2 separate regions of the Homo sapiens genome follow, and region 2 is linked to region 1. The links are chromatin loops, found by intact Hi-C in ENCODE. Cell type or tissue: endothelial cell of umbilical vein. All regions are shown on one strand. Each heading gives the region's core, and the rest is flanking DNA. Links, peaks and the distances in the headings are about the cores only.

Evidence for each region. Hi-C counts contacts between places; a loop is a spot of excess contacts. Peaks named below come from ENCODE experiments on the same cell type or tissue, not always from the same donor. Only the 100,000 strongest peaks of a DNase experiment are listed, where the experiment ranks them.
Region 2: it touches region 1 in a loop (1.8-fold over the local background); 2 of 110 quality-filtered maps call a loop at or near these places.

The regions. Positions count from the first base shown.
Region 1 is chr6:37,546,210-37,561,229 of GRCh38, forward strand. It overlaps MIR4462 (microRNA 4462), which reads right to left and starts at 9,213; the gene lies at 9,156-9,213. It overlaps LOC124901312 (a long non-coding RNA gene), which reads right to left and starts at 3,039. Exons shown (of 3, transcript XR_007059567.1): 1 at 2,311-3,039; 2 at 1,574-1,819; 3 at 729-1,497. RefSeq lists enhancers at 1-19, 3,566-3,635, 3,646-3,705, 4,921-5,100, 7,673-8,173 and 5 more and a silencer at 7,524-7,818. In endothelial cell of umbilical vein, for the core only: no CTCF peak of the experiment used is centred there; no DNase peak of the experiment used is centred there.
Region 2 is chr6:37,623,961-37,638,980 of GRCh38, forward strand. MDGA1 (MAM domain containing glycosylphosphatidylinositol anchor 1) reads right to left here. Exons shown (of 17, transcript NM_153487.4): 15 at 14,577-14,707; 16 at 14,245-14,353; 17 at 6,719-13,499. The coding sequence ends at 13,408. Among named protein-coding and RNA genes, the nearest start is that of MDGA1, 66 kb to the right of the region's middle. RefSeq lists a silencer at 1,078-1,307 and an enhancer at 7,644-7,693. In endothelial cell of umbilical vein, for the core only: no CTCF peak of the experiment used is centred there; a DNase peak (open chromatin) is centred at 6,531; H3K27ac peaks cover 1,826 bases.

The sequences.
Region 1 (15,020 bases), core at 4,295-9,294:
GCCTCAGCGCAAACTTTCATTTCCTTCCCACCAGAGGTCAGTCCTGACTTTGGCTGTTCTTCTGGGTACCCTCTTCCCTTCCCCCTCACCACCCATGGCCCTTCTCCCCTCATGACAGGTTAGTTACACACCAGGTCCCTCCTCCTCCCCGGGGTGAGGCCTGGAGGCCTTGAGTCAATCCCTTTCCCTGACACCCTGACCCCTCCCCCGCACCCACCGTGTTGCAGGGACTCCAGCAGCTGATGATCATTGAGCCCATAGCCTGTGCCTGGGGCTGTTTGAAACCTTGTCCATGGGATTGTTTAATCCTAACAACAGCACTAGGAGGTGGCTGCTATGATTTTTTTAACAACTAGTAATCAATGAATTAAAATAGTTGACCTAAGCATCTGCAATGGTGACTTCAGCCTTCACTCCTGGGCACATTACTAATGGAAGTAATGAGCTGATAACCTCAGAGGACGGTGCAAGTCAATGAGTCACTTGTGGATTCTTATCTGGAAGACACCCTGCGTCTTAGAACCTGCACCACAAGTTTTTGTTGTTGTTGTTGTTGTTTTTGTTTTGTCTTTTTGTTTTGAGACAAGGTCTTGCTCTGTTGCCCAGGCCGGAGTGCAGTGGCACAATCTCGGCTCACTGCAACCTCCACCTCCTGGGTTCAAGCGATTCTCCCACCTCAGCCTCCTGAGTAGCTGGGACTACAGGTGCGCGCCACCACGCCTGGTTAATTTTTGTATTTTTTTTGTAGAGACGGGGTTTCACCATGTTGGCCAGGCTGGTCTTGAGCTCCTGGGCTCAAGTGGTCCACCCGCCTCGGCCTCCAAAGTGCTAGGATTACAGGCGTGAGTCACAGCGCCCAGCCCACCACAAGTTTTTCTCAGGGTGATTCTCAAAGTCCTGGGAGGCATCAGAATTGGTCCTGTCACTTTTGAGAGTTCTTTCCTTGGGGCCTCTGATCAAGTCAGCACACACCTCCAGGGATTTTTCTTTGCAGCTGGTTAGGGTAATTCTAATTCGGTGATTTGCCACCTCTGGCTCCATGAGTGTTTCTCTGGTGTCCTTAAAAGCCACAGCTGGGCCGGGCGCGGGGGCTCGTGGCTGTAATCCCAGCACTTTGGGAGGCCAAGGTGGGTGGATCACTTGAGGTCAGGGATTCAGGACCAGCCTGGCCAACATGGTGAAACCCTATCTCTACTAAAAATACAAAAATTAGCTGGGCATGTTGGCAGGTGCCTGTAATTCCAGCTACTCAGGAGGCTGAGGCAGGTGAATGGCTTGAAACTGGGAGGTGGAGGTTGCAGTGGGCTGAGATTGTGCCACTGCACTCTGGCCTGGGCAACAGAGCAAGGCTGCGTCTCAAAAAAACAAAACAAAACAAAAAAACACCACAGCTGCAGTGCAGCTTCCTGACCAACTTGTTTCTTGGTGAGTGAACAGCGGTGACTTGCAGCAGGAACTGGCGGACCAGAGCTCCGTAGCACCCATAACCTCATCTTCCTGAAAAAGAGGCTTCTATTATTATCTTCATCGTATAGATGAGGAAACAGAGGCACAGAGAGGCTAAGCGACTTACCCAAGGTTGCAGAGCTGGTAAGCTCTGGAGGTTGAACACAGGCAGTCTGGGCAGAGTGCCTGCTCACTGTCCTGCCTCTCCTTGGAAGTTTGCCAGTTGGATGAGGTGCTGAGGGGAGGCCAAGGCTTGGAGGGATGGAGTTGACGGAAGCAGGAAGGAAGGAACTCGAGCTGGAACTTGTTCTGAGGAGTGTTCGCATATTCTTCTGCTGGAGACTGAGGGGTTGGGGGTTGAGGCTGCTCTGGCCTGGTGTGGACAAGCAGCAGCACAGGTTGTAAATTAACCACCCTCTGAGGCTGGTGGGTCCAACCAGCCTTGCACAGATGGCAGCCCACGATCAGGGCAGAAAAATCTAGCTCAGCTGCATCTGGAGCCAGGGTTAGCCTCCCTTCTGCCCCTCTCCTGGAGGGGAAGACGAGTCATACTGGCTTCAAGTTGCCCTGGGATGGGCCAAGAGGAGTGGACTAATCCTCCTCAGACAGCTCTCTGGCCATTCACCTAGCCCCTACCCCACAGCTGAGTCTGTAGGAGACTAAACCGCCACCCACCCAGATGCCACCATTAGCATCTAGCTAATTTTCATGTACTAGTTTATTTAATCCTCACAACAGCCCTCTGTGGTGGGGACTGTTTTTATCCTTGTTCTACTATAGGTTCAGAGAGGTTGAGTCACTTGTCCAAGGTCACACAGCTCCAGCTAACTCTGGAACCAGTGTTCCTGACCACTAGGCACTTACCTCTGCATCCCGCAGCCTTGTCGAGCCAGTTCACGCAGCTGGGATTGGGCCTCAGGTTTTTCTCTTGAGTCTCCTGGCCCACGTGGGAACAGAGCGCTGAGTTTGGGGTCCTGGCTTTGTGTCCAGCTCTGCACCCTGCTCCCCATCTTGCTCCCCTCAGGGACTGGTTGTGGTGTGTCCTCAGATGTCTGCATCTGGGTCTGCAGGTGCCTGAAACAGCCTGGCATGGTGGTTCAGAGCTTGGGCACTGGACTGCCCATATACCAGCCCTGCTATGTGGTCCTGGGCAAGTTACCTAGCCTCTCTGGGCTTCAGTTTCCATTCCTGCCAGGTGGGGATAATAATCTCTGATGGGGCGGCCCAGGTGTCTGAATTTTTTAATCAGCACCCTAGGTGGATCTGATATCCATGAAAGTCTGAAACCTCTACGGAGGGGAGGGTCATAGAATTTTCTGGATGCTGGTCAGGGGGGAGCAGATCTACTAACCCTAAGATTCTCTGACCTCTCACCCTCTATCCTCAACAGGGCACTAGGATCCCCCTCTCCCCACTGCAGTGCTGGCCTGTGAGTTGAACTTTCCACAATTGCCCAAACCTCTCCTATATGACAAGGAGCCCTCAGCCATTCTGGCCACAGCACCCAGTCCCTCTCCTTAGGAAGCAGGTACAATCCGTCTAACACAGCCTTGCAGGAGGGTGAGTGGGCGTGGGTGTGCGTGTGCATCTCTGTATGTGGGGGTCTGTTTCTGCGTGTGTATCTCTGTGTCTCTGCACCTGTGTGTGTCCCTGTATCTGTGCACACGCCCTCTCAGCAGCAGCGTCTGGTGATGAAGCAGTTGGGGCTGGTGCTTCTGCTGGGAGTGGCGGCAGCTCCCTTCCACAGCTCAGAGCCCTCTTGGCCCCCTGGCTCCCCACATCCCAGGGGCCTGCACACCTGGTTTCTGGCTTCTGAGCCCTCCTAAGCTGAGGCTGCTTTCCCTTAATTATTTCCTGCCTGAGTCCTGGAGCAGCATCTTTAACTATTTACTGCACAGAGTGCAGGCTGAGGCGGCAGAGCTGGGAGCCGCAGAGGCCACTCGAGCGGGCTGAGGTCCTGGAGCAGAGTGGAAGGACCACAGAGTCCACATTTGGGACCTGCCTCCTGTCTGGTATGAGCTGTGTGACTTTGGGGCCCTCCTTGAGCTTCAGTATCATCGTCTTTAAAATGGGGACATTAATAACTATGTCATGGGTTGTTATGAGGAAATGAGAGTTCAGAGCCCATGGTCTCATCGGGGAGATCAAATCATCAAATTATAACACAACGTGCAGTGAGGGCCAAACTGTTAATAATAATCATAAGCGACTTTTACTGAGGGTTTCCTCAGCGTCACACACTGGGCTAAGCACATTACAAGCCCTCACTTGATCCCCGCATCGACCCCATGAGTTGGCCTCTATTATTTCTCTGTTTTACAGATGATGCCACCAAGACCCTGATATGTGAGATGACTTGCCCAAGGTCCCACAGCCAGTAATTTGAATGCAGGCAGTCAAACCAAGGAGGAAGCAGGGAGCAGCTGTGCCTGGATGGGCGAGGGTGGAGGACTGCACAGGTCAGGGAGCTCGTTCTGGCTCCTGCCAGGGGAGTCGGGTGAGAGCAAAGGTCCAGAGACTGTGGGGTAGGGGTGGCCCCGCGTCCCAGTGGGGTGGGCTGTGGCTCCTCATCAGGAGAGACTGGTTGTGGTCCTGAGCATCCCTCGTTGCTGAGGGTAATAAACCTGCCTCTTTACCCCCTCCAAAGAGGCTGTTTTGTTACTCCTCGGTTCTCCCAGCACCATAGCGCTAATAAGCCCCATCTTTATGGCCAACAGCAGACACATTGAGCTGGTTAGGGATGCTCCCTCGCCTGGTGTTTGCCCAGCATCTAAGAGGAGGCCTGGGCCCTATTCTTACTCCTCTGTAGCGGAGCTGAGCGCCTTCTTTCTTTTTTAATAGTTCCACTCCAGGAGCCGAGTCCCCTAGTCTCTTTTCCAATCTTTGGTTACAACACTTTATTAATTCTACAGCCATGCAGTGTGTGAAAGGTCTCCTGGTTCCTGGGAGTGTTGGCTGTGATGACATCATCCTAGAAGTCACTGACTGGATTGGCAATGGGGCTGATGCTGAGTGCCTGGCACGCTATGTGCTGGGCACTGGGCTACACAACGGACACTGAATACTTTCCATAGACAACCCTGCACGATGCATGACCTTGGGCAAGTTACTTGACCTTTGTGGGCCTCAGTTGCCTTGTCAGTAAATTGGGGATAATAATAGGACTCACTTCCCAGGAATAAATGACTTTCTCCAAGTAAAGCAACTTAAAGTATTGATATCTCCACAGACCAAGCCCTATAGAGGCGATGGGGATAAGGCTTGGGGGCTAGAGATCCTGCCCAGGTTTTAGCCACGATTTAAATCCAGGCCTCTCTGGCTCCTAAACTCATCCTTATTTCACCACATTTTGTTGGCATCCAATCCAAGGTCTTCCTTCTCTGGGAAAGGCAAAACCCAGCCCGGAGGGGTGCAAAGCAAAGGCAAAACTCAGCCCGGAGCCACTTCCCCAAGAGCACACAGCAGCAAGCTAGGAGGCCGTGTGGGACAGTGCCCTGCATGGGGAACAGCCACTTCCCCTCTATGGGTCTCAGTTTCCTCACCTGTAGAATGGGTGAAGGGGTTGGTTGGACTTGAAGGGCTCTAAGGCACTGCTGGTTCCATATTTGAGTGGTAGAGCCTGAACTTAAATAACAGAGATTTGTCATGGTAGAAGGAGCCATAAAGCTCAGCCCATTGAAACTGCTGGTCCCAGAGCTCTGCACACTCCACAGACCCACTGTGTTTGGCTTGCAGAGCATTTTTAGAATTTACATTTGAATTTGTTTACACAGGCTGCTGTCTCCGGGTTCCACAGCTGGCTCTGCTCCCTAAAGCCTCACACCAGGTCTCCTTACACCCTTCGCACCCTTATCTCCTTGGTCCCTGATCTGGTTCAAAACTCCTCATTGCTCAGAAACTAATAATTGTTATTGTTATGGAGCTCTTCCTGTGGGTCAGACGCTGTTCTAAGCCCATTCATATGATCTGACTCATCTAACCCTCATAGCATGCCTCTATGCAGGTATCATTATGAGCCCATTTTACAGATGAGGAACACAAGGCTCGGGGCAGTTAAGCAATTTGCCTAACACCCTAGGGCAGGACCAAGGCCAGAGAAGGAGCATAATTTACCAAATTGGCAAAATAGATTATCCTGATTCACTGTGCAGTGCTCTGTGCATAAAACAGCCTCAGCCAGGGCAGGCATTTTTGGGGGGCTCCCTCTGGCCCTGCCCTTTGGGGTATGGTAGAAGGAAGGAGAAGAAAAGTTGTGTCCCCCAGTTCCACACTCTTTCCACCAGACAATAACCACCCTCTACCCCGCCCAGTCTCTCTGGGAGTCCGATATCCTAGCGGCTGCAGAGGATCAAAACAGCGAGTTAAAAGCGAAAACCCGCAGCATTTTCTTCACATTTCCCTCTGCCTCTTGAGGAAGAAGGCGCAAGTGTTTGCAGGAGCTTTCAAGTTCTCAGGAACAGAAATGAAATGCTCTCATGGCTCTTCCTCTACGTTTGAGGCCCTCGGTGCAAAGTGCTATTATTAGCATTGCCTTCAACTATCTTCCAAACAGGCTTCCCCTGGAAGAAGTAATTAAATGCATTATTCTATGCAAAATAAAAGCACGTATCCACATTTGCAGCCTCTGACACCATCCCAAACATTTTGTGATTTTTACAGTTGGGAGGCTTTTCGGTTGCATCCCATCCAAAGAGGGCAATTCGCCCTGGCACAGGGCCCACGGAGGGTAGAGGGCAGGCCCTGGTGAGAGCCTAGCAGTTGGATGAGGTGGTTTGTTTATGAATTTTGAGGCTGGAGATTGGGGCCATGTGAGAAATGGAAGGATTGAAGTATCTGAGCCAGGCAGGGCTGAGCCAAATCCCTTCAGACCAGATGGAGAATGAGGATTGGAGGGGTTGGCCACCAGCCCCCAGGTGACCCAGCCTTGGGAGATGCCCTGTCTCCTCTGAGCTGGGCGATTCCTAGCAAGAAGCCTCCTGTCTGAATCTTGCCTACTGGAGCCAGAAACTGACCTCTCTTCCCTCCCTCCCTCCATCCCTCCCTCCCTCCCTCCCTCCCTTCCTTCCTTCCTTCCTTTCTGACAGAGTTTCACTCTTGTTGCCCAGGCTGGAGTGCAATGGCACGATCTCGGCTCACGGCAACTTCCACCTCCAAGGTTCAAGTGATTCTCCTGCCTCAGCCTCCCGAGTAGCTGGGATTACAGGCATGCGCCACTATGCCCGGCTAATTTTTGTATTTTTAGTAGAGATGGGGTTTCTCCATGTTGGTCAGGGTGGTCTCAAACTCCCAACTTCGGGTGATCCACCTGCCTCGGCCTCCCAAAGTGCTGGGATTACAGGCGTGAGCCACTGTGCCCGGCCTGAACTCCTTTCTTAATTCCTCCCTCTCCTTTAGCCTCCATAGCAAATCTGTTTCCTAGCCTTGCTTGTTTGATTTACTCAACAGTTTCAAATGCATCTGCTTTTCTCCCTGGACGCCAGGGCCTTAGTGTGGTCCCACTGTAACAGGAGAGCAGTGGCTAAGGGCACAAGGCTGTGGGGTAGGAGCTGGGGTCTGAATCTTGGCTTTACTGTTACTTGCACTGTGACCTTGGACTAGGGTTGCTAGATTCAGGAAGTCAAAAATATAAGATGCCCATTTGAATTTAATATGCAGTGTTTGGGATATATTTATGCTTTAAAAAATTCCTTGCTTATCTGAAATTCAAATGTAACTGCTCATTCTGTATTTTATCTGGCAACCCTACCTTGGACAAATTCTTTAACTTCTCAGTTCCCATGTCTATAAAATAGGGATAATAATAGCACCTACTTCAAAGGTGGTTCTGAGGGTTAAATGAGTTAAAAATATAAAATGCTTAGAACAGGATGATAATGACCATCTCACTTAATTAGTGTATTAAGAAGTGCTTCATACTTGAAAAATGCCTTGCAAATGCTATTGATGTGTTATTTTTGCTGTATCTTTCCTCTCCCCTGACTTCATCAGAGGCAGCAAACCAGCAAAGTGTGGGTGAGGGAGAAAGAGGTTAGACCTAAGGGGAATTTCCTGGCAGGAAGGATCAGTCACATCCCTCCTGCACAGGAGCCCCAAAACTTGAAGATGCTGCAGCTGGTGACATGTGGGCTGGGGAGATGGGTGGCAGGGCTGTAGCATGCAGACAGTGACAAGCTCTCTAGGACAATGAGAATGAATGAACTGTGACTACCCGAGCCACAGAGATGAGTCACACAAACACCTCCAGGCTGGCTGAAAGAAGCCAGATACGAAAGAATGCGTACATGGGACTCTATTTTTTTTTTTTTTTTTCGCTCTGTCTCCCAGGCTGGAGTTCAATGGTGCAATCTCGGCTCACTGCAACCTCCGCCTCCTGGGTTCAAGCGATTCTCCTGCCTCAGCCTCACGAGTAGCTGGGACTACAGGTGCGTGCCACCACACCTGGCTAATTTTTGTATTTTTAGTAGAGACGGGGTTTCACTGTGTTGGTGAGGCTGGTCTCAAACTCCTGACCTCGTGATCCACCCACCTTGGCCCCCTAAAGTGTTGGGATTACAGGCATGAGCCACCGCATCCTGCAGGACTCTATTTATATAAAGTTCAGAAACAGGGAAAACTGAAGCACGTTGTTGAGGGAACACACAGAGAAAGGTAGGAAGCGACTGCCTGGGACCTCTGGGGAAGAGAAGGTCAACGGGAAGGGATCCGCAAGCTGCTGGGTGCTGGTGAGGTTCTGGTCTGTGACTGAGGTGGTGGCTACTCTGCTTTGAAATAATGTGTTAATGAAACATTTGTTTCATGCCCTTTTCTGGACGTGAGATTTATTCCACAATGCTAAAAGGTTACAGGAGAGGGAAGAGGGTCACGCTTGGGAAGCACCTAAAGCTCACTTTCTTCCTGGAAGGCACCTGAAGTTCTACCTTCTTCTAGAGAAGGGCCTCCAGGGAAGAGGTGGAAGCCGACCTTTCCGTGCCCCCAAAGTTAGAAAATGAAGCTAGACAGCGGGGCAGCCTGCGTGATGCCGGCCTGAGTCAGACTCATTAAGATTCCTTCTCAATCTACCCTGGGGTCCACAGGGCAAAGAGAAACCTGTGAACCATGCAGGCAACTGGGTTGAGAGAGAAAGATTGGCAGGGAGGGGGGAGAGAGGTGGAGGTGGGGAGGAAGACAGGTGGGGTGGCGGGGAGATGGAATGGGGAAGAGAGAGGGGGAGAGAGGCTGAGGACCCCAGGCCAGTGCGCCAGGTCTGGATTCTTTAGCCAGTCCATTCTAATGACAGCTCTTCAGTGCGCCCCTCCCTGCTTCCCCCCAGGAGCAAGGATAATTACTGGAGATAATGATCACTTAGGGGGCAGGGGGCACTTTTCATTAACCCCAGACCTGGTATCCAACTGCCCTTCCCGAGGAGTCTGCCCCTCACCCCATCCTGCAGGGCCCACTCCTGCTAGCCCCCACCTTGGGCCGTGCCACTGGCAAGTCCCTGTGCCTGTCTTCACCTTAATTCCTGGGTGAGTGACATTTAAGGGCAAGCTCTTCATTGGGCCATAACAATTTACAAGCCAGGCAGTGGTGGGTTGTTCTGAGGCCCGCGGGGAGCGGTGGCCCTTTATCATCTGCCGGGGCGAGGGGGCCAAGTGATGCATGGCTCCTCATTAAAGCCCCACCAACAACACCGGGGAAGTAAAACATTTTAGCAACCCATTCACTTTTCATTTCCCAAGCCACCCTCCGTGTCAGGAAAGCCACTCCTGACTTAGGGCAGCTGGGAAGCACAGAGGCCTTTACGTGTCTTATTTATATCTTCCCGTCCCTCCCTCGGGGCACTGTCTAGGGCAGGAAGCCAGCAGGGCTTCACGCCGCCATCCCCTTCATGCTCCCTGAGCTGCTCCCCATCTCGCCCCTGAGAACAGGCAACCCAGAACCATCTCTTGCTGGGGTTTACAAAGTGCTTTCATTCACCCACCGCATCTTCACTGAGCTCCTCAATCGCTCAAGGTCTGTCAGTAGTAAGTGCAGAGGCTGGATTTGAACTTGGGTATCTGGGGCACATTTAAAGCCAGACCTTCCCACAAAGAGGTGAGACCAAGCAGGGGGAGCTCAGGGGAGGTGACCTAGGGTTGGCCCTGAAGCCAGCAGGGGTGTGGAACGGGGATGCCCAGTGGCCCTCCCTGGGAGACAAGTCATTTTTGCAGGAGAAGGTGGGGTGGGTGGGGAGACGGAGTCACCGTTCTTTCTCATCTCAAGCTTCACTACTGTGAGGCTCTGAGATTTTCTCTTTCCATTTGTGCCTCTCTCTGGCTTGTCCTCTCTCCCCTGTCTTTTCTTTCTCTCCCTCACCACGCCCCTACTTCCTCCTTTTTGTCTGTCTCCATCTCTCGGGCATTTTCTAGAGAAACAACCCGGTGAGCTGGGAAGAGAAAGTGACGTGGCCTTGGCCTGCGAGCACCCAGCTTCACAGCCAGCTGTGCCACCGCCGGCTGAGTCTGGACATCTCTGAGCTTCTTCCGTTTCTCACGTGTAAAATGGGTCTAGGCCTGGCGTGGTGGCTCACGCCTGTAATCTCAGCACTCTCAAATGAGTATGGGACCCTGGAAAGTCCTGGAAGTCTCCTTCTTCTCGAGAACTTTTAACATCAAGAAAAGCCCTGGCTGGGCGCGGTGGCTCACACCTGTAATCCCAGCACTTAGGGAGGCCGAGGCGGGTGGATCACGTGGTCAAGAGATCGAGACCATCCTGGCTAACATGGTGAAACCCCGTCTCTACTAACAATACAAAAATTAGCTGGGTGTGGTGGCGAGTGCCTGTAATCCCAGCTACTCGGGAGGCTGACGCAGGAGAATCGCTTGAACCCGGGAGGCGGAGGTTGCAGTAAACTGAGACTGTGCCACTGCACTCCAGCCTCGGTGACAAGAGCGAAACTCTATCCCCAAAAACATAAAACATAAAAAATAGCTGTCTTTCATTTTCAACAGTGGCTGCAAAGATGAGAAGCCCAGCCCAGAAGAGGTATACAGTGGATGCTGGTACCGGAGGCAGACCTGGCCCACAGTCCGTTACAAATCCAGGCTCCTCTTTCCTCGGTGTGGAGTGTCTGGCTGAGAAGTAGCTGCCCAGCCAGGAACCCCATTTTTCAGAACCCTTTGTGTATATGTGGGGCCGAATTTCTAGTTCTCCCCTATGGACTCTGTGCAAGGCGTGGTGTGCTGCTTTCAGATGGAAGGATGAAGAATTGGTCTTTCCCTGTCTGGCGGCTGCACAAGGAGAAGTCAGAGGTCTTCAAGGGGGCAGAGCCAGAGGAGGGAGGGAGCCAGGGGAGGCCACCCTGACAGCAGTGCTGGCGCTGGACTGTGACTGAGCAGGAAATGAACTTTCACAGGCTGAGCCACTGAGATGGGGCTAGCCTCTTACAGCAGTGGCTTTACCTCTTCTTTTTTCCATCCCTCCCTGGCAACTGTCTTGATCCCCGTCCGGCTGTCCAGGCCTCATGATCTGGAGGGAGGGCGTCCCGTTCCCTCTGACCTAGGCCCTTGCCCTGACTCCACGGTGGGCCAGATGCGACCATCTTGGCCATCAGGCTCAGGGCAGACTGGGGCCTTCTTTCCAGGTGCCAAGCGCAGTCCCCACCTCAGTGGATGCTGACAGGACGCTCTGGTGGCCCAGGAGGTCTTGCTTAGTCATACGATCCTCTGTGGATTAGTGTATGGGGACCCAAGCCACATGGGACTTTAGAAATCCCCCTTTCCCTCAGGAGCACCCGGGGAAAGAGAAGCTACCATCCGTCAGTGCAGTTAGCCTCGGCCCCACATCCTCTCTGACCCTGGCTTTTGTCTTCCGGGGGCTCTGTGGGCCTCCTTGTGCAGCCTCCCCATGGTGCTGGGCTGGGGCCTCCTGCATTTTCATGGTTTCTGTGACCCTGCCTTCTCCCAAGGCCTCCCTTAACCTCTGCCTTGCTTCCCCTGACCTTTCCCTACCTCTCCCTGACTTCTCAGCTCTGTTCCCTGCAGCCCGCTCCAGGTCCTCCCTAGGGGATGCTGTGGCACAGACGCCTATGTCTTCCTCCGAATAGAAGCACAGCCAGAGACTCAAAGAGGTCATCTCCAGGGGTGAGCTTTCTCTTTGCCTCTGTCTTAGCAGAACATGAAGTCCCTGGAGGGAGACCATGGCAAATCGGATAAAAATCTCTCTGTGGCAGATTCACTTTCCTGGGATTAGCCCGACTCTCACGCTGGCCCTCCCCAGATGGACTCTGCCCTGAGTCATTGGTACCTGATGGCAGAGTGGGCGGCAGCTTTCCTCCCCTGATCTTCTCTCCCAGTCCCTGCCTCATCACCCTGAGTCCTCAGCACACTCTCTACCCCTGAGCCCACCCTCTCCCAACTTGAAGCTCCCGATCCTCTGCCACCAAACCATGACCCTGCCCTTCCTTCTGAACTCTGAGTGGCATTAATTGCCTCAAAACATTTCTTAGGCTAATCTCCCAGACTCTGGTCCCTGTACTCTTCTTTTGACAAGGCGAGGGCTCAGCTCCAATTATCCTGAGGCGGTGTTGAGGGGGTGGACATTGGAACAACTCTTCTGCCTCTAATCAGCTACCTGAGCAGCACAGGTGAGTGATTCACCTGAAGATTCTAAGCCAGCAGCATAGCCTCTGCTCTAAGGGACCTCATGCAGGAAACAGACAGACAAGGGCCGTGAAGTATTCTGGTACATGTGGTACTGTGAGGCCCAAAGGAGAATGGCCAGTTTCACTGGGGAGGGGCCGGGCTCAGCAAAAACCTCACTAAGAAGAGGGAGCATGGAGCTAAGTCTTGAAGGATGGCTAGGTGTTCAGTAAATGGAGGAGACAGCGGTGGGGAGGGTGTTTCAGACAGACGGCACAGCCACTGCAAGGCCCTGGAGGGAGCATTGAGTCCCACACATGGAAGGGCCAGAGGGAGGAGATGGGGAACAGACAGGGTGAGAGGGCCTTGCCTCCCTGCTGAGGGGTCTGGCCTTTATCCTGAGGGTGGTGGGAGCTGCTGAGGGAGTTAACCCAAGGAGTGACCTGATCAGATTCGTTGGTTTCCTCTGCCCCGAGGTCTTCTTACTTCTATCCCAACAACTGAGCTAGCCTCCCGCCCCCAGCTCGGGCCGGCACACCGTAGGTGCCCAGCATGAGTGCGTGGACACCACTCGTGTCTCTCACCATTGTCCCTAAAATCAAGCCCACAGTCCATGGAGGCTTGCCCTGCCAGCTCCTGAACAGCCGGCTGACCCACTCCGACGCCGCGGGCTCACCTTGGAGTAGTGCCCAAGCTGGGTGTCGCTTTATGAATTGGGCTGTTTTTGCCACCTGGGCTGGTGTCCCCACTCCCCACCCCATGCCACCCCCACTTTTCCTCTTACCTGGCTCTTTCTCATCTGGAAGGTCTTGGCCACAGTATCACCTACTTGGAGAGACTTTCCTGAGTGTAAAGAAGCCCCCACCGCCAAGATTCTCCCACGATGACGCCCTTTTACTTTGTAGCACCGAACCTGGTTTGTTGTTATATAATTGTGGTTTGTTTGTGGTCTGTCTCCTCCATTAGGCTAAAACCTACAGGGCACATGGCTTTTGTCTTCCACTGTGTCTTGGGGCCTGGCACAGGGTAGGGTACCAGGACCATGTGTTGAAGGAATGAATGAGGCTCAAACCTCTGCTCAGACTCAGGGCTCCTTAAAGATAGGAATCTACCTCCGTTTTCAGCCTGGGCCCCCTTCATCCCCTGCACAGGGCAGGGACTGCTTCCGCCCCTCTCCCCTTTCTCCTAGGGTCCCTTTGCTGCAGGCAGAGCTGGAGCTGGAGCAGAAGTGTGGCTGAGGCCACTGAGGAAGCATTCACAGCTCAGACCTGCAGCCTCCTCCGACCACAGAGCTAATGCTGTGGAGCTGACCACTTGGCACCAGAGATCTCCAGGGAAACCCTGCCAGCGCCCTGAGCTTATGGCCTGGCCTTAAACCTGCACCACTGGCTTCAAAAGTGCCACATCCTCTCCCTATCTTTAAAGATAGCACAGCACCTGCCTTCATGAATCCATTTCAGTGAAAGCGGGGCTTAAAAACCAGAGCTGTACAGCAACATACACACACACCCTAAACACATCCCCACTTCTACCTTCCATCTTTTCTCTTTCTGCATTCATTCCTCTGGCCCAGTCTCTGTGTCTCTGTTCCACTTATTTCTGTCTCTGTCAATCTGTGTCTCTTTCCATCTGCCTCTGTCCCTCGCTGCGTCTCTGCTTCTCTCTGCCACATTTTGTGTTTCTTTTCTGTCTCTGTCCGCTTGTGAGTGTTATTCTACATCTCATGCCCTCTCTGAGTTTTTGTTCATGTCTGCCTTCTCCTGTCACCCCCAAGGGCCCTGAGGTCCCCCCTCCCCTCATTCCTCCCTTCCCCCGTAGCAGCCACCTCTCTGGGTGCCACTAGCTCACGCTTAGCTCTTCAGGCAATCGTAGAAAGAAGAAAGGGAGGAGGATGCTAGCGGGGAGCTTGAAGCAAGTGGTGGGGCAGCAGTGAGAAGTAGAAGTAGCACTGAATAAATACGCAGCTGTCTCTTTTATCTCTTCTTGGCAGGAGGCAGAAGCTGGGGCAGGGGAGGCTCAGACGAATGGGCAGGGAGGGAGATGGATGATGGGGCCCAGAGTGAGACGGGGAGACTCAGGGCAGCCGACAGGACTGAAATGAAGGGGGATGTAAGTTTCCACAACCTCTGGCTCCTGGCAGGAGACTTTCCACCCTGATTACTAGGGACAGGGAATTGTTTAGGAGTCCAGGACACAAAAGGATAAAATAAGGAGACCGTGGGAAGAGCAGTAAGTGTGTGTGTGTGTGTGTGTGTGTGTGTGTGTGTGTGTGCGTGCGCACGCGCGCGCCCTACTCACTAGTCGCTAGTGCTATTTGCTAAATATTTCTGGGTCTCCTCTTCCGAATTGCACTCCCTGGCCCCCTTGTGGTTGGATGGGGCCATATGACCAGTTCTGGCCAATGGGCAGAAGAGAAAGTGTCACTTCCCGGCAGAAGAATGTAATTGCCAATGCAACATCTTCCAGAGGTCTTTCTTTCCCTCTGGCACTATGACCAGCAAGCTTTGAGCTAGTGGCTTCTCCATCAGTCTGGGCCTTGGGGTGATATGATGTGCAGAAGCTGTGACTGGCATGTCGCGTGAGCAAGAAGCAAGCCCTTTGGTTTTAAGCAGTAGAGGTTTTGGAGTTATTTGTTAATGAAGCATAGCCTTGCCTATCCTGACTGATGCAGTATACATGCCTGTGATTGTGTAGGTGTCTGTATGGAGTGTAAAGTGTCCAGGGATGTGTGTTTAAGCATGTGTATGTGCCAATATTTATTTAATACATATAGAAGCACGTGTGTTTAGAGGTTGTGTGTGTGAATACAAGTCTTGGTATTTTTGGTCCACACCCAGCAAATGGTGAAGAAGGAAAGTTTCCCTCTGCTGCTGTCTTACCTCCTGTTTGAGGTAGACACACAAAGGGCCAGATCTTGGGTCCCGCTTGCCTCCTAACCACCCGCCCAGCTTTAATCTCCACGTCTTCTCTTCTTCC
Region 2 (15,020 bases), core at 3,840-8,839, 77 kb after region 1:
ACTGGCTGACAGTGAGTAAGCAAGCCTGGCAAAGTGCTGAGCTCCTGGTCACTGGCAGAATTCAAGCAAGGCTGGAAGGGTATTATAAGGAGGAATCCGGCCGGCCATTGGAGGGGGTGACTACAGCTTCCCTCCACTCCTTATTACCTTGGCAGCATCTCGAAACTGATTGGATTCTCACCAGCCAGGAAAGGCCAGACCCTGCTCAGGTCTGAGGGCCACAGACTTCAGTCATCTCTGCCAGCCCTGAAGCCTGTTCCCATGGAGACAGGTGAGTGAGAGAGACAAGAAGAAAGATGTGTGGAAACCTCCAAAGCTGTGGCCCTGTGCCAGACAGGCCCTGGGGGCAAGGTGTGGCCAAGGCTGACAGAAGAGGGGTAACAACTTCCTCAGAGTCGGGCCTGCTCACCAAAGGATGGGGATCTGGACCCCACCTCCCTCCAGTCCAGAGGCCAGAAGTCACCCGGATGCCGCACACTCCCCAACCCCTCCAATGCCACTTCCACTGGAGCCCCCAGGGGAGTCCTGTCCTGAAGGAGGGTAGCGGCAGGGAGAGATTGGCCCATCCAGAACCTTCTCTGCTCTTCAAGTTTTAGACAAAAGCAAACAAACAAAAAACCCTCAAATTCCCACCCTAGGGAGAGTGGAAGTGGGACTTTCCGTCCCCCACCCCCGATCCTGTCCTTATCTCTGGACTCAGGATGAAGGGAGTGAAGGGACAGAATCCGCCCTTTGCCAACCTCCACCCTCACTCCTCCCTCCAGGACAGGGTGTCCAGGGCAAGGCCAGTGACTTCCTGGGAACCTTCTGGATGGACTGCGCCATGCCCACCACCAGGGTAGAGGGTCCTGGCTGGACAGGGCTTTTCTAATGCCTCTGGGGCTTCATGGACGGCAGGAGTCTCCCTCCAAGCCCCAATTCTAGCAGCCCCCAGCCCAGGTCCACCTACAGCCTCCTGCACCTTGCAGCCATCCTCCCTGGGGGCTAGCTCTGTCCTTCCTGACTTTGGCTGGGCTCTACAGTGCTCCTGACACCCAGCCCACCTCGCTAAGACCCCCTGCCTCAGGATGCAGCCAGATCCCGCTCATCTTCCGGCCGACGCCGCTGGTGCGGAGCAGGCTGCCCGCCCCTGGGCGCGGAGCCTGAAGCCCAGAGCCCGCCGCTTGCTCCACCCGCCCCGCTCCGCCGGCTGTGGGCCGCTCGGTGCCCACGCCCTGCCGGGCTCCCGGCCAAGACGCCGGTCTCGGTCTTGCAGCTCCCGCCACCTGCCTGCCTCTTGGCTGGGGTGGGGCCCGGTTCAAGGATTGGGGTGGGAAGCGGAAGAAGATTAAGGAGCTCCCACTTAGGCCTGGGTAATGGGGGTCCCCAGTGTTGGGGCGGGGACAGAGTTAGATGCTCAGGACTACAAACAGAAGCAGGGCTGTGTCCTGTTTTCCATTTACCTTTCTGTGGGGGGCCCCCTTTCTCTGCATTGCTTAGAAACACCCCACTCCCTCATTTCATTGAATCCCAGAGCTGAAGGAACCTTCAGCTTCAAGCCTCCCCAGCCTTCTCCCAATTTACAGGGACATTCGAGTCCAGAGAGAGGGCTGGCTTATTCAACGTCGCAAGCCAGAATGTGGGTCCAGGCACTCCTCCTTAACAGTGTTCTTCTCACTCTCTGGGCTCAGCCTCTGTTTCTCTTCACCTCTTCTCCAACTTCTCTCCCTCTTCCCTCCCTTCTTTCTGCGGAAACAGGACCCAGCCCTCTAGCCCGCATCTTCAGGTAGAGATCAGCAGGCACTTGCAGGGGCCACTAAGCATGCGCACTCCAGAGCCCTTGAGCCTGCTATGCGCAGAGCCCAGTGCTGGGCTCCGCAGGGGACATGGGACCCACACAGGGCAGCGAAGCCTGCAGCCCGCCTCCCCGTGGGCAGGTCAGCCATGGGCGATGCTGGAGGGACAGAGGAGCTTGGTGTGATAGCATCTGGCCAGGTTGCAGCAGGAAAGATCAAGTTGGATTTTAAAAAGAAAAAACCTCCTATGAGGAGTGAGATAATAAAACAAATGAGTGTTGGACCCTGGAAAGTCCTGGAAATCTCATCTCTTGAGAACTTTTAACATCAGGAAAAGCCCTGGACACTTCTAATCAAGGGACTGAGCGTTTCCAAGGGGGCTTTCTGCCTGCTGAGTGGAGGAGGAGTCTAGGAAAGGGGTGGTCCCAATTCTTGCCCCCTCCCCTCCTCCCTGCAGGCCCTCCTCAGGCTGCACAGGCCAGCCCATCCTGCTCCCCTCATTGTGGGGTGAGTTTGCCCACACACTCAGCTTATTTGGAGCGAGGCCTCATGAGATGTCTCACATTCATGAGAGGAAGGGAGATGCCAGTGCTGCCGGGGGCTGCCAATGCCCCAGGTGTCCTAAAGAGGAAGGGGGAGCAAGAGGCCGGTCTGGACCCTTGGTCATCTCCAACGCCCCTGGTTTCCCTCAAAGCCAAGCAGCTGCCTCCCTGCATCTGTGTTCCTGGCCTTTGTCTATCTAACCTTGAAGAGGACCTCCTTCAAGGAGCCTTTGGGGACTGGCCCAGCCATGGGGAAAGGGGAGATTCCTCCCACTCCCAGCCCATGGATACCCAGGTTTCATATCTATGAACATGCTGCAGTGGGCTCTTAGGTGCTTGCTTTTTTTTTTTTTTTTTTTTTTTTTTTTTTTTTTTTTTTTTTTGAGACGGAGTCTTGCTCTGTTGCCCAGGCTGGAGTGCAGTGGCACAATCCCGGCTCACTGCAACCTCCGCCTTCCAGGATCAAGCTATTCTCTTGCCTCAGCCTCCCAAGTAGCTGGGATTACAGGCACCCACTACTTCACCCGGCTAATTTTTATATTTTATATTTTTAGTAGAGACAGGGTTTCACCATGTTGGTCAAGCTGGTCTCGAACTCCTGGCCTCAAGTGATCCACCTGCCTCAGCCTCCCAAAGTGCTGGGATTACAGTCATGAACCACCATGCCCAGCAGGTGCATTAAGTGTTGCCCTTCCAAATAATGATGATGATGATGATGAGTTAACACTTGCTAGTCACCTATTCTGCATCAGCAACTGTGCCAAGTGTTTTAGACAAGTTATTTCGTTTCATCCTTACTCTTATTCTCACATTACAGGTGGAGAAAAACACTCAGGCTCAGAGAGGTTTAGTAACTTGTCCATGGTCACACAGCTAGTAAGTGGAGGAAAGAGCCTGGATTCAAATCCAGGTCTGTGAGGCTCTGAGGCCTGTACTGTTAAGCAGGCTTCTCTTTGCCAACCTCCATCTCTACATGGCCTCTTCAGAACCCACCTGCTGCCTCCAGCACCTCTTTCTGGACTAGCTCCAGGAAAAAGTCAGCCCTGGGTGCTGCCAAGGGGAGCTCCATTCTTTCTGGCAGTCCCCCATCACCCAGCCCCCACTCAGGACCTCCCAAACTTCATCTGAAAGCCTTGTAATTTTCATTTTTCTTCCCTTAGGGTTTTTCCCCCTAATGAACACATGGTGCTTGGGTGATACTACTTTCGAAACATGTTTTTAAGATATAAAGGTAGCTATGGAAAGCTCACCAGGTGGTCGGTTAAGAGACCAGCTCCTGGTCCCAGCTCTAGCCTTTGCAGCTGTGTGACCGTAGGCAGATTCCTCCTCCTCTCTAAGCCTCAGTTTTCCCACCTGTAACGTGGGCATTATTGACATCTTCTCAGGGATAGCATGAGGGTAAAAGGAGAAATCAGTGTAAACTTGGAAGGGCTGTGCACATGGGAGGGATTATTCTTTTATTTTTAAATGTATATTTGGGTTTAGTAACTAGTAGTCCAGTATATTGATCCTCAGATGACTGATTCTTCCCTCTCTCTCCTGCTTTTGGGGGGGTTCCAGGGACCTGGGATTCTTGAGTCAAAAGAAGGAGAGGGTGAAAGGGAGGCCTTAGATAGAGTGATAGAACACAGGAGTTCTGGCTCTCCAGGTCCTCTTTCCCACTCCTTCCCTTGCTCTATGCCTCAGTTTCCCCTCCTGGGCCCTGAGTCTGGGTGAGGACAAGAGAGGCTGAGGAGGAAGGTGAGGAGTTGGGCAGGCAGAGGAGCTGTAGTTTTTATACTTTCTTGGGCCCTTCCCACTCTGACTGCAGCAACCACTGACCCTGGGCATCTCAATTAGCCACTTGCTTCATAATTCATCATATGGTCAAGGCTGCCGCAGGCTTACATGTGTGGGCATGTACATACACTCACATGTGTGCAAGCATACATGCACACTTGTGCACACACAGTCGCACACACTGCATGGGCATCAGATATAACACTAAATGTTAGTGTTTGTTGCTGGAGGTCGTGTTCTTCTCTTTGGAATTTCTGTTATTGAAAGCTTGGCTCGACATCCCCTCTGCCTTGCCCCTGGTAAACTCAACCCAATTCTTCCCCCTCGCCTCCCCCACTGCATGAGCATTTTTATTTGAATAAATCAGCAGGAAAAGATTTCAAGTTCAAAGCCCTTTCCCAGACTCTGTGATGTACAGTTATAAAAATAATGCTAAGAACAGAAAGTGACCTTTATTTCTAATCTATAGTCCTTGATGACTTCTGGCTTTTATTTTCTCGAGAAAATAGATTTTTTCCCCTGGTTATTAAAAAAATTATATGTTCATGAAAAAATATTCAGACAATACAGAAAGCCTAAAGATGTGAGTCAGAAGCATCTGAAATTTCACTGCTGAGATAACTACTATTCACATTCCAGTGAATAGTCTTTCGGACAAAAAAAAAATGCATATGCTCATATATACACAGATGTTATTACATAAAAAAGATAGTAACAGGCATGCGCTTTCTAATCTGCCATTCTCTCTCGACAATATATTATGGACATCTTTAAATGGCAGCACAGACTCCCACTGTGTGGACGTTCGGCACTCTCAGCCTCTCTGACTCATGTTTTACTCTATTTCTCACCGCCTCTCAGATGAGAGTGAACTGGCGGGTGGTTCTGGGGGAACGGCACGGGGGGTGACAGAGAGGGACTCTGCTTATGGAGGGTGGCGTATATAGATGGAATGAGGACTCACAGGGTGCTGAGTCTACTCTGCTGAACTGTGGCTGGCCCCAGGGGACCTGAGAAAAATGGGCAATTCAAAACATCTTTAGAGAAGGCCAAACAGCTAACAAGACAGGGCGATGGATGTGGTGGTGGGATTTGCATTCGGGGGCCCTGCCAAGTGGACCTCAGAACAGGAAACACGCTGGGCACGCACGGCCAGGAAAGATGAATTTGGGAGCGGGGGTTCAAGAAGCAGTATGGAAGGATGCCTCCACCCAGGTTTGGGGTGACTTCAAGGAGGAGAGTTTCGACTTTTTTCTTGTGTTTATTTATACCCAACCCTTTTCTGAAAAGGTGTTACAGTAGCTTTCAATAAAGGACATGCAAAAAGCTAGAAATAGAAAAGCAGGAACAGGGACGGTCTCCATCTGAAGCAGAGGACTGGAGCCCGAGCCTCACAGGGAAAGGCCTTGCTTCTCCCAGCCCCTGGGGAAGAGCTGGTGGGAAAAGCAGAGTGATCTCCAAGGAGAGGAAGAAGAGGAGGGACTCTGGCTGATGTGAACGCACATCGCACCAGAAGTCAAAAACCTAGATCTCCCTCTGGGTTCTTCCTCTCCTGAATTTTCTGAGCTAGGGTAACCACATCACCTTTCTGAGCCTCACTTTGCTCATCTGTGATATGAAAATAAAAATATTAGAGTCCTGGCTGGGTGCGGTGGCCCACGCCTGTAATTGCAACACTTTGGGAGGCTGAGGCGGGTGGATCACTTGAGGCCAGGAGTTTGAGACCAGCCTGGCCAACATGGTGAAGACCCACCTCTACTAAAAATACAGAAATTAGCTGGGTATGGTGGCACATGACTATAATCCCAGCTACTTGGGAGGCTGAGGCATGAGAATCACTTGAACCTGGGAGGTGGGGGTTTCAGTGAGCCAAGATTGTGTCATTGCAATCCAGCCTGGGTGACAGAGTGAGACCTTGTCTTAAAAAATAAATAAAAATAAGCTAAGTAAATTGGCTATGTTCTTTAACAATATATATGTCAAAGTCCTGATAACAGAGGACTCGGTTGCTGTAAGTTACCTGACCTACCTGTACAGTTTGCAATGGGACCTGCCCTTGGACAGGGCCACTTGGAGGACTTTCATGGTACATACACTGCATTACTGTGCCCCTGGGAATGAATGGTCACTAGAGGAGGGGAGAAAGAGGGAAGATGCAAGGAGGTGTGTTTTCGGTGCCTGCCAGCCTCCTGCCCCTCCTAAGTGGGTCCACCCACAAACTGCCTAGAAATGGCAGCCCCCAGGTAGCCTTGTTTCATGTCCATGACCCCTTCCTCCAGCCCAGCTGGTTGGATCAGGGTGGCATCTGACTCAAGGGCAGCCAACCCACAGGTTGCCCAATGATGTATGTGTGGCTAGACCTGAAATGGGGGCCTGTCCAATCAGCCCATTATCCTGAGCGGCTGAGTCAGTGAATGCTGGCAGCTGCTACCGGAAGGCCATGAAGGAGAGTTGAGCTGGAGAGGTCATGATGCCTGGAAAGCTGAAGTTATGAGGAAGCAGACACCATGACTCAGGAGAGGAACTGCATGGACAAAAAGCAGCAGATGCTGGGGAGTGACTGAGTCATGCCAGGGTGGTCATCTATTGCTGTTGTCAAAAACTACTCCCAACCGCAGGGGCTTAAAACAACTATTTTATTATATCCCATGACGATGGGTCAGGAATTTGGACAGAGCTTGGCCGAGCAATTCAGGTGGCAGTTAGGCTGGTCTGGAAGGTCTGAGGCAGCTGCACTCCCATATCTTCTGGTGCTTTGGTGGAGATGGCTGGAAGGCTGGACTCAGCTGGGATGGTCAGCCAGAGCCCCTCCAGCATGACGGTCTCAGAGCAACTCAGAGGACATCCTAGGTGGCAGTTCAGGGCTTCCAGAGAGAACGTTCCAAGAGGCCTGAGCTGAAGCTCCAAGGCATCTTCAACTCAGCATGTCACATTCTATTGCACAAACAAGGCACTAAGAGCAACCCAGATTCAAGAGGAAGGGAATTAGACTCTGCCTCTCTACAGGAAGGATAACATGGGATTTGCAGCCATCTTTATTCTACCACAGGTAGAATACAGAAGCACCAGAAGAATACAGAAGCACCAGAAACTTCTGTAGATGATGATCCTAGAGCTACCTTGAATCCAAAATGCCCATCTGGTTCAGGAAAACCATCCCTGTTGCAACTCCTGTTTGGATTTCTGAGTGCCCATCCCCCTCACTGTGTTTGTCCTCACAATAATGCACCTGTACTTGAGTGAGCTTGAGCGGATTTCTCTTCCTGTGCTCAGGGAGCCAACCTACAGCAGTGGTGAGTCCCTTAGACCCTTCCTCTTCCATTAGAAAAGAAAGGCCAGGTGTGCCAGCAAGAAGTTACCCAACATGAGAGCCAATAAAACTTAGGTGGTAGGGAGAGGGAGCCCTTGGTCTTGTAATCTGAGCTTCAGTTTCCCCATCTGGAACATGGAAGTGAAACTGCCCAATCGACCTACCTGAATCATTGTAACCAAGTAACCTGAAAGACACTTCCTGTCATTTGCCTGATATGATGTAGTCCATATCATGACATCCACACCCTTGATTTGGGGTCACTTTGCAAATGCTCATCACTGCCTATCCCCATGACCTTGGCAAGCCCATCTCACCTACAATATATGAGTAGATGTTTGAAATAAGTGACCTTTAAGGACCTCCTAGCTCTGAAATTCTAGAATTCTGAGAGGTCTGGGGTAAAGGGAAAGGTTGGCATAACTTGATCTTAGGGCAAGGATGCAGCTAGCTGGTGGTGAATAAGGGAGGCAGCCCCAAGTAGGGTGCAGGGTGGGGTCTGTAGGGCCAGAATAGAGATTAAGAGGGAAGGGACTCCAAGCGTGTAGGAGGGATGGTAGGGTTGGGTGCCGAGAAGGGAAAATGGCATTTCAACCACCATACCAACTTTAGTCCTCCTCCTTTGCCCTTACTCCCCTTCCTTGAGCCTTCTAAGTTTTTGGGCCCTGTTGGCCTTTGCATATTCTGTTCCCTCTGCTCAGAAGCCTCTCCCAATCCCAACAGGCTAACTCCAATCATTCTGTCTCTCCTAAATGTCTCTTAGAGAAGTCTTCCCCGAAGCCCCAACCCAAATAAGAACCCTCTTCATACCTTCTTTCATAGCACCAATTTCCCTTCCCAGCCCTCACTGTACACATCATTATATATGTCTTGGTGTCATTATTAGCTTACTGTCCATCTCTCCCATTAAACAGGGGCTTCCACAAAGGCAGTGTTTGGTTGGTATTTGCTGAATGAACAAATGCACACAAGTTCACTGGGAGCAGACCAGGATGCAGGTCCTCACTGTCCAGGCCACAGAGCAGGATCCCTGTCGACAGGTGCCAAAGAGAAGAAAGGCTGCCCCCAGGGAGCTGAGAGGAGCCCTCCAGTGCCCCGGCCCCGACCCTGGCCCACTCTGCCCTGCCAACACACACGGCTGACGCTGAGCGCTAGAACACTGCAGCTTTATTGATAGAACAACCGCGTCCGCAACTAGAGGTTACATTTGGGGGCTTGGAGGTGAAAGAGAGGCAAATGGGGAACAGAGGCTGGGGTGGAGACAGACAGCAAGGCAAAGGGGTGAGGATGGGGCTGTGTGACTAAAAAAACAACCCCAATCATTTCACCCATTAATAAGGGGGTCTCCTGTTGTGCTTTTACCTTGGTGGCGGGGTGGGCTGGGGTGGTCAGACATGTGGGCCTGGGCATGAGGAGTTTTGGCTTTTCTCCCAAGTCTTTGAGGTCTCAGGGCTGGTGCAGCCCCTTCCCTCCCTGACCCTTCTCCTGGGCTGGGGATAAAGGCCTTGGTGAGCTGGCTACTCTAGGGCAGGAAGAATGCATGGAGACCTAGAGGGCCACCAGAGTTGGGCTGAGATGGTGATTATGTGGGTGGCTGGGAGGATGGCGGGAGGGGGCCAGGAAGGAGGGCAGTCCTATCCTAGGAGGGTCCCTGGGAAATGAGTGCAGGCAACAAGAGGGCAAGGGGTGGGGTGGGCAGATGCCATCCCTCTGGACCTCGCCTGTACAATGGGGGCACCAGCTTAGATGCTCCCTAAGGTCCCTTCTAGTTATAAGGGTCAAGGGATCCCCAGGAAAGAGTGGTCCTTCTGCCCCAACACACACACACACACACACAAACACACGCACACTCCACACATCACACACATTCTCAGACACACACGCACAGCACTGACTCGATAGAGAGGCGGGTGCTTCCCGGCCTTTGGAAGCATGGAGGACTCCGCTGAACCCTGAACCCAACCTCAGCCAGTGGCTCTGCAGGGACTCTCCAGAGCAAAGACCCTGGGAATACTCCCCAGCCCCTCAAGCTGCCCAGCGAGAAAAAACACAAGGATTCTGCACGCCCCATCCGTGACCCTCCCGGTCTTTGGGGAAACCAAGAGGATGAGCACATGAGAACATGCTGACCTTCACTCCTAGCCCAAGCTCTTGTGAAGTCACAGGGGAGAGGAGGGGAAACAGGGTCTCTTCTGTCTGGGGGCCTGGGAGAAGGGCAGCAGCTGCAGACACTGTGGTGGGAGGGTGGCCACCTCTGTGTGGCACCCAGGCCTGTCATGGGGCAGAAGGGTCTGCAGCCTGGGATGAGAGGCCAGAATTTGGAGCCGAGGGCAGGATCCCAGCAACATCTATAACATCCCCACCGGCACCCTGGACACAGGACTGTTAGCCAAACTCCCTGCAGTTGTTTGGCAGGAGACCTCAGGGGCAGTGACAAGCGGTGTGACACCCCCAGGGCTGTAGTACTTGGCTCTCCCAAGACTGGCTCTACTCAAACTAGCTGTGTGACCTTGGGCCACTCCCCTTCCCCACTCTGGGCTTCAGCTTCTTCATCTGCACGAGGGGATCAAACTTTTGAGGTCCATCCTCACTCTGACAGCCTGAGCCAGGGGCTTTCCCAGAGCACAGGGAAAAGGAGAATGAATGAGAAAGAGGTGTCAGGCCCATCTCTGAGAGGTAGGGGTGGAAGGAGCATTCCAGGAGGAGGGGGCTTGGTCTTCAGGCTTCACTCAGCACCCTAGGAGCCTGTCTGTGCTCCCAAGGGCAGGATAGCCCAGCTGAGACTTCCATAAGCTGCTATACAGCACCTGGCCCCCGGAGTCCTTTTCACCAACCTGAAGGGGACAAGGGATGGAAGGGCCCCAGCACCCTGAGGGCTGACCCTGAACACCCCGTTTTAAGGCCACAAAATGCCTCAGTCACCCTGACCCAGAGGGCGAGGCTGCCACTGGGGAGATGTGCTGGATCCAGCCAGCCTGGTCTCCCCTGGCGGGGGTCACTCATGGGCCACCCATCAACACACAGACACTGACACACCATGGCGCACAAAGACACAGCATGAGCAACACTGATACAGAGATGCTGGCTCACAGGCACACACAGACACAGACACTGACAAGTCACCAGGTGATACACAAAGACACTCATTCCTGCTGAGGAACACACAAACACACAGAGACCAGCACATGCCTAGACATTTACAGTGCCCACTGGCATACACTGACACCCACATCCCCCACCCACCTGCTGGCACACACAGACATCCACATCAGCCTCACCCATTCACACGTGGGGACCTCAGCATTTCAGCAGACACATTTTGTCAATCCCAGGTCAAGCCATCCTCAAGGCAGGGCTGTCTGCACCCACTGAGACCTCCAGCAGCATCCCCCCATCCCCCCTCCACCTTGTGCCCTTCGTCCATAAAGACCAGGAACCTGGGGGCCACATGTATGCAGTTCAGCTCAGCCAACATGTACTGAGCACCTTTACTGTCCACTCTATGGATCCTGAGGGGAACAAGGGAGACAAGTCTCCCCTGTCGGAGCAGCCAGGGTTGCGGGGCAAATGGATTGGAAGGTCCTCTGAGGGAAGCAGGCACAGGGTGCCTTGGGAACCCCAAAGAGGGAGCACTTGGGGCTATTCATCTCTGGTGCTCCAATGCCTACCCCAGCGAGGGCACAGAGGAAGCACCCAGGTGGTGCCAGGCCAGTGGTTCCTGCTGTCAGGAGAACCCAAGGAGCTTTTCAACATTTCTTGATGTCCGACTGCGCTCCAGTCCAATTAACTCAGAACCTCTGAGGTGGGAACCAAGCAGCAATACTTTTTAAAGGACTCTGGTGGTTCTATTCTGCAGGCAAGGCCAGGAACCACTGATTACAGAATCCATTCCACCGGGCAATGGAGTGGTTTCCACACCAGGCTCACTTGTGCTGGGCACGAGCGGGAGGTGGCGAAGGTGGAGGGGGGACTTGGAAGGCTCAGAGGAGGAGCTCACAGTCTAGTTGGGGCAATGGACTCTGCACAGATGGGACAGTTAAGGAACAATACCCGACAGACGCGATGGAAGTGTATGCTGAGAACCTGGAGCGACTCATTTCAGACAGAGGCCTTGACTGGGTCAGGAAGGCAGCCGTGCTGATTGGGCATCAGAAGGCCCCGCTGCATCCTGGCCCGGCCACCCACCAGCTGTTGGTGATAATGATCACACAGGCCTGGCAGGGGGAGATGGGCAGCCTTTGCCTCGGTTCCCCGCCTGCCTCCTGGCACTGCAGTGCTGCCCGAGTTCCAGGCCTCTTCTCTGCAGCTGTCCCCACCAAATGCTCCAGAAGGAGCCCTGTGATGCTCCTCACCAAAGGTGCTTGCATTCAATAGGGTCATCTGTAAGCTCTCCGTCATCCATAGGGGATGAAAGGTGGAATTTCAGGCCATCGCAGGCAGCTTGAGACTACAGAACAGGGCTGGACAGAGTCTATTCAGCCAGCACCCTACAAGCGAACACATCACTCAGGAAGGTGGACACACACGCTGACGTACACGGACATTCATAGAAACGAATGGGTCTCAATCCAGTCTCACAGGCAGATATGTGAGATTGCACACACAGACCTGTGTTTGCACACACTCCTGCCCAACAATGTACCCACGGTGGTACCTAGACACAGACGGGCACAAACACATACACACATATGCACGCATGCCTAAAGAGTCATTCTAGAAGGGGCTGGGCCTTCTCTCTCCCATGGATGGCTAGGTGGGGGCTCAGGTGATGTCAAGGAGGAAAGATCTAGATCCCATCATGTCAATCTCAGGTGCCTAACCCAGGACCCAAGGACAGGGATCCCTTTCACAGCTCCCAGAGAGTGAGGGGACTGGCACCTGCTCCCTCCACCAATCCCAGCTCTATAAGCCCCTCCTCCTTCACTGCCCCTGGGTGGAGAAGGGAACTTTCAACTAGACAGTGCTTTTTGGCATTTTGCCCTGTACACACCCTCCTATCCAGGGCACCCTTTCATGCCAAGTAGATAAGAAATGAAGGCCCCTCTCCACTTCCAAATTCATTGTCTGATATGGGGGCACCAAATCACAGAAGCGGGACGTCTCTTCTGCCTTTCTCCAAGTCAAGCCTCACCCCAGAAAATGGGCTGGCCACCGCTCCCCCAGCTCCTCTGAGACCCAGCTGGGGGCTGAGGCTAGGAGAGAACCGTGTTCTCAGGAGTCCCACTGCTTGTAGGGTGGAGTGGGGAAGTTATCAGTCTTCAGACTGCCCAGGCCCAAGACCCTGTGCTGGGTCCCTTCAAAGGGTGCACACTGAGGAGGGAAATATGGTGTCCCAGAAATAGGTCAAGGAATCTGGGGTGACCTATGGTCTCCACCATCCAGTGCTCACTCTGGACAGAATCGTGTGCAGCAGGTGCCCTACCTTCCTTGTCTCCTGGACGTGGGACAGTCACAGAGCTCGCAAAGTCCCACCTGTTCGTCCTCTGATCCCTGCCTCTCCCATCTCAGGAGTCCCAGAGTCTGACCAAGGGAGGGGCTCCATGTCTGCCCCACTTCTGGCTCCCTTCTGGCAAAGCCACCAGGCTGGAGTTCGGCCTTGACTTAGGGGACAGGGTAAAGTCAGAAGCACACCACGAGTGCAGCAAGGACAAGGCCTATGTTGCGCCGAGGTCCCTGGGTTGGCGGATGCCATTCAGGCAAGTCCCCTGTCTTTGCAGTAAAGAAGGTGCTGGCAGGTCAGATAGAAACTTGTGCTTTAATATATCTCTGTGTGTGTGAGCATGAGTGTGTGCGTGTGTGCAAGTGGAACAGCTGTCTCCAGGGCCTCAGTGCCTGGCCTCTGTCCTTGTTCTCTGCTCATCCTTGCAGCCAATGCAGGCCCCCTCCCTGGCGGGCCGGCCCTGCCCCTGGGCACCCCAGCTGGCGGGGGTCAGTCTTTGGTACAATGTGGACACTTTGGTGTGCCGGGGGCAAGGTTGGGGGGGTGGCCACACAGCTCTCATCATCTCTGCAACGCCAAGAGGAAGATGGCCATGGGCCCCCACAGCTGTGGGCTGGACTGGCAGGGGGCTCCACTGCCCGGCATCACCACCACTGCAACAGGGGAGAAAGAGGAGACAGGCCAGGGCTCTGGTCAGCTCTGGCAGGGGCAGGAAGTGGCAGGCAGGTCGGCACTGTTACTCTGCCCACCTCTTTGGAGGGCCTGAGGGTGGGCACTGGCCTCAGTGCACACAGACAAACTCACCGCACAGACATGAGGTGGCGTGGGGTGGGGTGGGGGTTAGCTCAGCCTGCCAGGGTTCACATTCACTAAGACTTGGAACAATTTACTTGACCTCAGTGGGCCTCAGTTTCCTCATCTGTAAAATGGGTCCAATGGTGTGTACTACCCCAAAGGACTGTTGTGAGGATTAACTGTTGTGAGGTAAGTGAAACATGCATATACAAGTTTGTGTGCCTTGCCTGGTACAGAGTAATTGCTCAGTAAGTAGGAGCTGTTAGTATTGGAAACCTCTGGCCCTGGAAGGCACACGTTCACCTCTGGAGCCAGAGGTACGCACAGATGTATTCAGACACAGGCACAGGAGGCGCTCTGATACCGTGAACAGGTCAGTATGCTCATCACGAGGGTGGGGGCCAGGCTTCTCATTGTTTACACAAGTACACAGCCTGAGTGAGTGTGGGGCACACCTTCACACAGTCAGAGCCACATGATTCCCATCACTCAGACATTCTGAACCCCTATTCAGACCCAAACACCCTCCCTCAACAGACAGGAACCCCCGCCACGCACAGCTCCCTCCAGATTCAGCTCCCCCACCTCCTTCCCGTCTTGCACCTTTATTGGGATCCGTCTGCTTCCGGGGACACTCCCCCTTCTTCAGTGTGACGTCATCTATGGCAATATCCCCCAGGTAGCCCGGGCCTCGAACCCCCTCAAAAATAATCTGGGGTGGGGTCAGAAAGCAAGGAGCAAGGGTTGAGGAGGTTCTGCTGGGTACCAGAGTGCTCCCTCGACCCCACCTTTCCCCTTAATCTACCTGGAAGTTCCCCCTAACCTGACTCTTTCCATCCTTAGCCCCCAGGAAGAAGGACAAGGTTTTCCTAAGTGTTTCCTGGCCACAGCAACCACCGAAGCCGGGGAGGGTCCTCTGGGCCCTACGGACTCACCTGGAAGGGCCCACTGGGGCTGATGGGCACATGGGCCTGCTGCCACACATTGCCCTTATTGCCACTGAGAGACCAGGCGTGCGTGTCCAGAGCCCCTTTGTTCCGGGACCGCACCAGGAGGTTGAGGGAGCCTGCGGTGGGTGTGAAGACAGTGGGCAGTGAGATCTGGCCAGGGCACCCTCACCTTTCCACATTTACCAAGCCCTCTTCTCCCACCATAGCCTGCAGCCCTGTCCCTGTTGACAGGACCTCCTCCCCATGCCCAGCTGGGTGCAATGTCCCATTCCTGCAGGGACACCCTCAGTGTGGGAAAGAGAAGACTTCAGCAGGATTTCATTTCATCAGGATGACTTGCAAATTTTCTTTCATTTCTTTCCTGCCCTGCTAATCAGCTAATCTCCCCAACCCCAAACACACACATGCACACACACCCTACCCTTCCCC